2 separate regions of the Mus musculus genome follow, and region 1 is linked to region 2. A link is a loop called in an ENCODE intact Hi-C map of the cell type or tissue named here. Cell type or tissue: heart. All regions are shown on one strand. Links, peaks and the distances in the headings refer to the core of each region. The heading gives the core; the rest is flanking DNA.

Region 1 (2,897 bases), core at 1-2,500, 1.3 Mb after region 2:
CCAAATATTCTGTAGTAAGGTACTCACTTTCGTTACCTGGGAGACATACTCCCGTAGTTCCTTCTCCTGAGTGGACACGCACTGGAAATGACCTATCGTTCGAACCAGCTGTTGACAGAAGGTAACTGACAGTTTCCCTTTGGGGACGCACTGCACGAAATCGGTCAGGAGGTCGCTCAGCCGGGCACAGAGCACTGGCTCCGGCCTCTCGCAAACCATTCGCAGGACCTCCACCTGGAGCAGGCTGAAGAGATCCAGCACCGACGGGCAGCTCATAATCAGCTTCAGGCCGTTGTGAATGTAGTCCAGGATGGCGACGTCCTTCCTGTCCACTGAGTGGTAGCCCTGCTGAAGGAGGCCCAACACGAAAGTCTTGTTGAAGAAGGACTCGAACTCCGGCCGGTGGTACCGCGCGTAGGCCTCCAGCACCTGGTGGCCCACTTGTCGCTGGAAAGGGTCCTGGCCCTCCAGGATGAGGCGGGTCGTCAGGTCAAACATGGCCTCGCACTGCGCCTCGTCGAGCCAATGCTCCGCGAACTCCACCACCTTCCGCACAATCATCCGCTTGAGGGGCAGCGGGTGCGAGGAGCTCACCAGGCCTTCCAGAATCTTGTCCATCGTCGCCACTCTGCAAGGCCAGGCCCTGGGGATAAAGAGCTGGCAGCGGCAGCCCCGGGGGGCAGCAAAGCGCCCCGGCGGGGAGGAACTTGGAGCCAACCAGCAGCAGGACCGGCCACCGCCACCGCCGCCTCAGCAGCCACATTTATCGAGTGGGAAGGCCCATCCGAGCCGGGACGGGAGCGAGCGATTCTGGGACGCCGAAAGGCTGCGGGTCCCCGCGGTCCGCCTCAGGGGCCGGAGGTCCGCATAAGGCTGCCTCGCTGGGCCCGCGACCTCTCCCAGCCTCCGGGCGCAGGGACCCTCCAGGCTGAGCTGGAAGGTGAGGAGCGCCTTCGTGTCCCGGGTCAGTGCGGAGCCCCGGCTCCCGCGGGTGGGCAGTTAAAAGTCGCCCTGGGTTGAGTCAGGAGGCACTGTCAATGCGAGTACCTCGATCTGCCAAGGAGAGGAGCCGGAGGCGCGGAACACCCTGAACCCGGAAGCAGAAATACTGGCGAATAGGAAGTGAAGCTCCGAGGTACAGCGGATAGGTCCGCCCTCGCCCCGCCCACTTTTTTCCGGTCCTTTCCCGGCTACGTTCGACCCATTTCCTGCTGGCCCCGCCCCTCCCCCTTCTCCATGTAGCTCCTCCCCCGATAGGCCGCGCCCCCTTCCCTGGCGCGCAGGCGCAGAGGCACGGAGTGAGTCACGCGGCCACTCTCACGTCACTGGAGACTGTGTGGTACGTCACTGGCGGACTTCCGGAGGCGCTGCTCAGGGAGCCTACTCTGAGCTCTGAGGTTCTTGTCGCCGGACGTGGATTCCGTCAGTGGTGAGGGTTAGAAACTCAGAGACCACTCAGCGCGAGCGAACCGAGAGTCTATACTGAGCCGCCGGCGACTGCCGGGGGGAAACCCTTCTCTCAGAGCAGCCGGAAGAACGCACTGTGCAGGGAGCTGTAAAAGGCAGAGAACACGGAAACACTACTTCCTTGTTTGCCGTTGGCAGGGAAATAAAGTAAGCAAGCAGCTTACTAGAAGCCCAAAACGTGCAGTTGCCTGAGGCATTTCCCCGAGTTTCTAGGACAGAGTTGGGGTACAGGACTTTTCACTTTCATCAGGGAATGATGGTGTCAGTTTCCGGGTAAACCAAAGATGGCTCCACCTGAGACAAAATGGAGGAACTTTTACTATGTCATAGTCTGAGACATGTTGCTTATGAAGACAATTCGAGGAAGTGCTATTAATTGTTTAAAATCTTGTGTCTGAGAAAATTTTGGAAACGCGAGAAGAGCACTAGTTGAGGAATGGAGGAAAGTATAAGAAAACAAACAAACAAACAAACCAAGCTTTGGGGGAAATCTTTCTAAAGACCTTGTTAGGCCCAGACATACTCCAATGCCTTAAATGGCTGGGTTTTTCCTCTGAAACAATTGCTAATGTAGAGAGAGTACTGGTGGCTCATATATTTAGTGGTGATTCAAAACAAGGTTGTTGTAAGAATAGATTTTTTAGCGGGTGGTGGTGGTGCTCGCTTTTAATCCCAGCACTTGGGAGGCAGAGGCAAGTGGATTTCTGAGTTCGAGGCCAGCCTGGTCTACAGAGTGAGTTCCAGGACAGCCAGGGCTACACAGAGAAACCATGTCTGGAAAAAATAAAAAATAGTGAGCTTTTGTATTCAGTGTTCAGTGTATAAGCAAGATCCTTCTCAGCTAAATTTAGACCCAGGCATAGTGGCATACACCTTTAATCCATGGAGATAAGGCCAAGCAGATCTCTGAGTTCAAGGCCAGCCTGGGACAAGCAGGTTCTAGGTGAAGAGCTTAACTCCAGGCCTGGTGGTACATGCCTTTAGTTCCAGCATTACAAGAGACAGCCATGTAGGTCTCTGAGTTCATTTCAGGAAACCCAAACTTAGGCAGAGAGGGAGTTAGAAAACAGAAAGCTGATAATAGAACATGGTGGAGGTGGGAGGACACATTCCAGCTTCAGCAAGCAGCAGAACTTGGCAGCTTTGGCCATGTGGCTCTGGCTTTAAAGAAGGGATTACTGGGACAATTGATGCTGGTAGCTGGAGCTAAGAAATTAGTGGTGATTACGAAGAGACCAGCGTCACTGAAGTGAAATCTTCTGGGAAGTGTTTTCTGAGAGCACAAAGAAACTGTGTTCCAGAGATAGCCAAGGCTAGATCTCGAGCTGCAGCTCTACGTGGTAATGTGTAAGGGTCACCCAGGTGGTTTTGAAGGCGTGAAGTGATCAGAAAGAGCAGCTGAGGCTTAGCACTGTGCAAGGCCATGGATG
Region 2 (2,859 bases), core at 360-2,859:
GGAATACAAAAAGATCTGAAAACACTTAGAATGTTTTTCTGAAACATATTTTTGTCTTTGTTGTTTCATTTATAGAGGTGAGCTAAGCAGTGCTATGAAAAGATAAAACCTTAAATACATTTTGGTTCAAAAATATTTAAGCTTTTTGATTATAGTGAATACATTATCAACTGACAGACACAGGGTGACTACTTTCAGCATACAGGACCATAGGCTACAATACAAATGTTACTCTAACTCCGTAGTTTGTAGTCCCTTGGAAGAAAGGGCAAAGCAATAAAAGCTTTTTGACAGCTATTCCTTAGTTACCATTTTTACCATCAAAATAGAGAAAATACTTATGTAGCTCTTGAGGTTCAGAAATTCACCTTTGACCATCATTTATTTGCAACACATACTAAATACCTACAATGTATTAAGCCTAGAAAGGATATTTAAAGGCATTTTGAAGACAGCATCCCTGATGTCAAGAAGCCGAAGAGGTAATAAACAAGAGATTAAGTCACTAATGGGAAGAGGACAGGGTGCTACAAAGTGCTTCTCGGAAGTCCTAAAGACAGGCACTCAACTCGGAAACTCACTTGGTCTACTAACCGCAGTCCCAACTGAGAACACGTCGCTCTATGAGAAAGATAGAACGTTTGCCTATCATTTCCATAAAGTCTGGGACTGGACTAGGAGCACTGGACTTCATGGCGGCAAGATGCTATGAGTCAGTCCACAATTATTAAAAAAAAAAAAAAAGGATTACTTCTTACAACCAAATGCCAACATAGCCGTCTGACTGTGAGGGGAAGCTTGGGGGATCTGCTGGGTGCGGAGCGTCCTCCACAGAAGGGTTAGCTTGAGGGTGGGAGCGGGGGTGGGGGGAAGGGGCAGTGGAGGGTGGCGAGCAGAGGCTATGGCATCTGCGACCGTTCTCGTGGCAGCGGGCCGTGTCTGGAATACAGACGCCCTGAGGCCGGGATGGCCGAACGGACGCGCGCGGAACGCTCCGGCGTCCCAGATGTGCAGCTGGAGCCGGTTGCCACGCGCTACGGTCTCCGCTACTGAGGCCTAACTTACAGGCGTTCCGACTGTGTCCCTAAGAGTCTTCCCAAGGTGGCAGCCGGCCGCCTAACACCAAACCTCTCCCGCGAATTCTCGTACCTGGAGACAGCGGGCCCCTTACAGCGGGGCGTGCAGTAGCCAAAGCAGCGCTAGCCGTCAGGTCTTAGCACACAGCGTGTTCTTACCGCCACCGGCAAAGATGGCGGTGCACAGCCGCCGCCTCGCGCAAGGCATGAGGGCATAGTGCGCGTGCGCGACAGAGCGCAGAGTCGGCGCCCTGGAGGGAGTGATGACGTTGGTGACGTCATTGCGCCGCGACGCCAATGAACTGAGGGAGCCTAGAATCGTCGAGCCGCAGTGGGAGTGGCGGGGGCCTGAGAACCGGAATTGTGGCGAATCAGGTGTGTAAGACAGCGGCTCTCCCTCGGTTTAGAGAACTGTGTGCTAGCGGGCGCAGGTAGAGCCCTTCTCCCTAGTCTCGGCGGCGTTAGGCTTGCTGTCTCCTCAGGCTTTGTGGGCCTTGCTAATCCGGTAAGACGGAGGTGGTAGGCAGGATCCCAAGTCTAATTCTCAGCTCCTTCAGTATTACTGTTTAAGGCCAGGAACCCATTTCTTCCCTAGCGTTTTGTCTCATCTACTTGGCTGTTCTTTGAATTTTGTTCCCGTGTCGAGATGGGCCGCCCCTCTCCCCCTACATCTCCAATGGCATGGTATTCATGTTTTAACGGAATGTATGTCTCTGTGATTATGTAAATTATAAATTATTATTGTTTGTGCGGTGGTTATAAGGATAGTTTGGAATCCAAAGGGACGTGTCAAGGTGGTGGTCTATAGTTATGTTAGCCTTGTAGCAGAACTTTATGGAATTTATTATAAGTATAATTTACAATAGTGTAAAGTAGCCATAAAAGTCACCGAAACAATTTAACATGGTTTTCACTCTCCAAGAAGTTTTTTTTTCATACTTTTCATAGATTTACTAGGATTAACAAAAGGTAAGGAGGATGAAGGAAATATGAGTGATTATTTTGCCATTGAAATTTTACTTTATTTTTTTTTTTTGATATATTTCTGTAGACAGAGTATTGATAGCTTATTTCTTTGCCGTCAGTGAAATTAGCCAGTTTAAGCCAGATTAGAGTATATTAAATGCAGGTTTATTGGGAAGCTGATCTTAGATGGGCGAGTTCACTAGCCCCAAGGACGAAGGCCAGGGAAATCTCCATGGGGAAGCGGGGGGGGGGGGGGGGGGTAGGAAAGAGAGAAGGGGTTGAGTGCACGCAGAGAAAGAAGTGGAAAACAGGAAGAGAGACCAAAACGTCTGGTTTATATAGGGAGAAACCTCTGGGGGAAGGGCAGCCCAGCCCTTGGGCTGGAAAGTTCAAGGTTCCAGGCAGGATATCCAGATAGGGACTGAGGGATGCTGGGAGAACCTGGAAGCCAGGTCCTGCTTTGGTATTTAAAATATGCATCTCATTCCCTGGTCCCGGGTCTGAAACCAAACAGGTATCTCTGTGTAGTCCTGGAGCTCACTGTGGTCGACCAGGTTGACCTGGAACTCAGATTCTTGTGCTTCTGCAGCCTTTGCCTCCCTGAGTACTAGGATTACAGATATGTGCCACAACGCTGGGCACTGAAATTCTGTTTTTATATTTTTGCAGAAGGATTGTCATGGCATGGTAGAATGTATATTGCTTGTCTCTCTATAGAATAATTTAAAAATGACCACACCGAACAAGACACCTCCTGGTGCTGATCCTAAGCAGTTGGAGAGGACAGCAACAGTCAGGGAAATTGGGTCTCAGGCTG

The links. Peaks named below come from ENCODE experiments on the same cell type or tissue, not always from the same donor. Only the 100,000 strongest peaks of a DNase experiment are listed, where the experiment ranks them.
Region 1: it touches region 2 in a loop (3-fold over the local background); 7 of 42 quality-filtered maps call a loop at or near these places.

Annotation. Positions count from the first base shown.
Region 1 is chr8:81,013,819-81,016,715 of GRCm38, forward strand. It overlaps Usp38 (ubiquitin specific peptidase 38), which reads right to left and starts at 1,088. Exons shown (of 10, transcript NM_027554.2): 1 at 1-1,088. The coding sequence starts at 618. In heart, for the core only: no CTCF peak of the experiment used is centred there; DNase peaks (open chromatin) are centred at 123 and 1,233; H3K4me3 peaks cover 2,167 bases; H3K27ac peaks cover 2,018 bases.
Region 2 is chr8:79,710,394-79,713,252 of GRCm38, forward strand. Abce1 (ATP-binding cassette, sub-family E (OABP), member 1) reads right to left here and starts at 1,347. Exons shown (of 18, transcript NM_015751.2): 1 at 1,150-1,347. Anapc10 (anaphase promoting complex subunit 10) reads left to right here and starts at 1,370. Exons shown (of 5, transcript NM_001357234.1): 1 at 1,370-1,451; 2 at 2,760-2,859. The coding sequence starts at 2,772. In heart, for the core only: no CTCF peak of the experiment used is centred there; a DNase peak (open chromatin) is centred at 1,338; H3K4me3 peaks cover 2,246 bases; H3K27ac peaks cover 1,564 bases.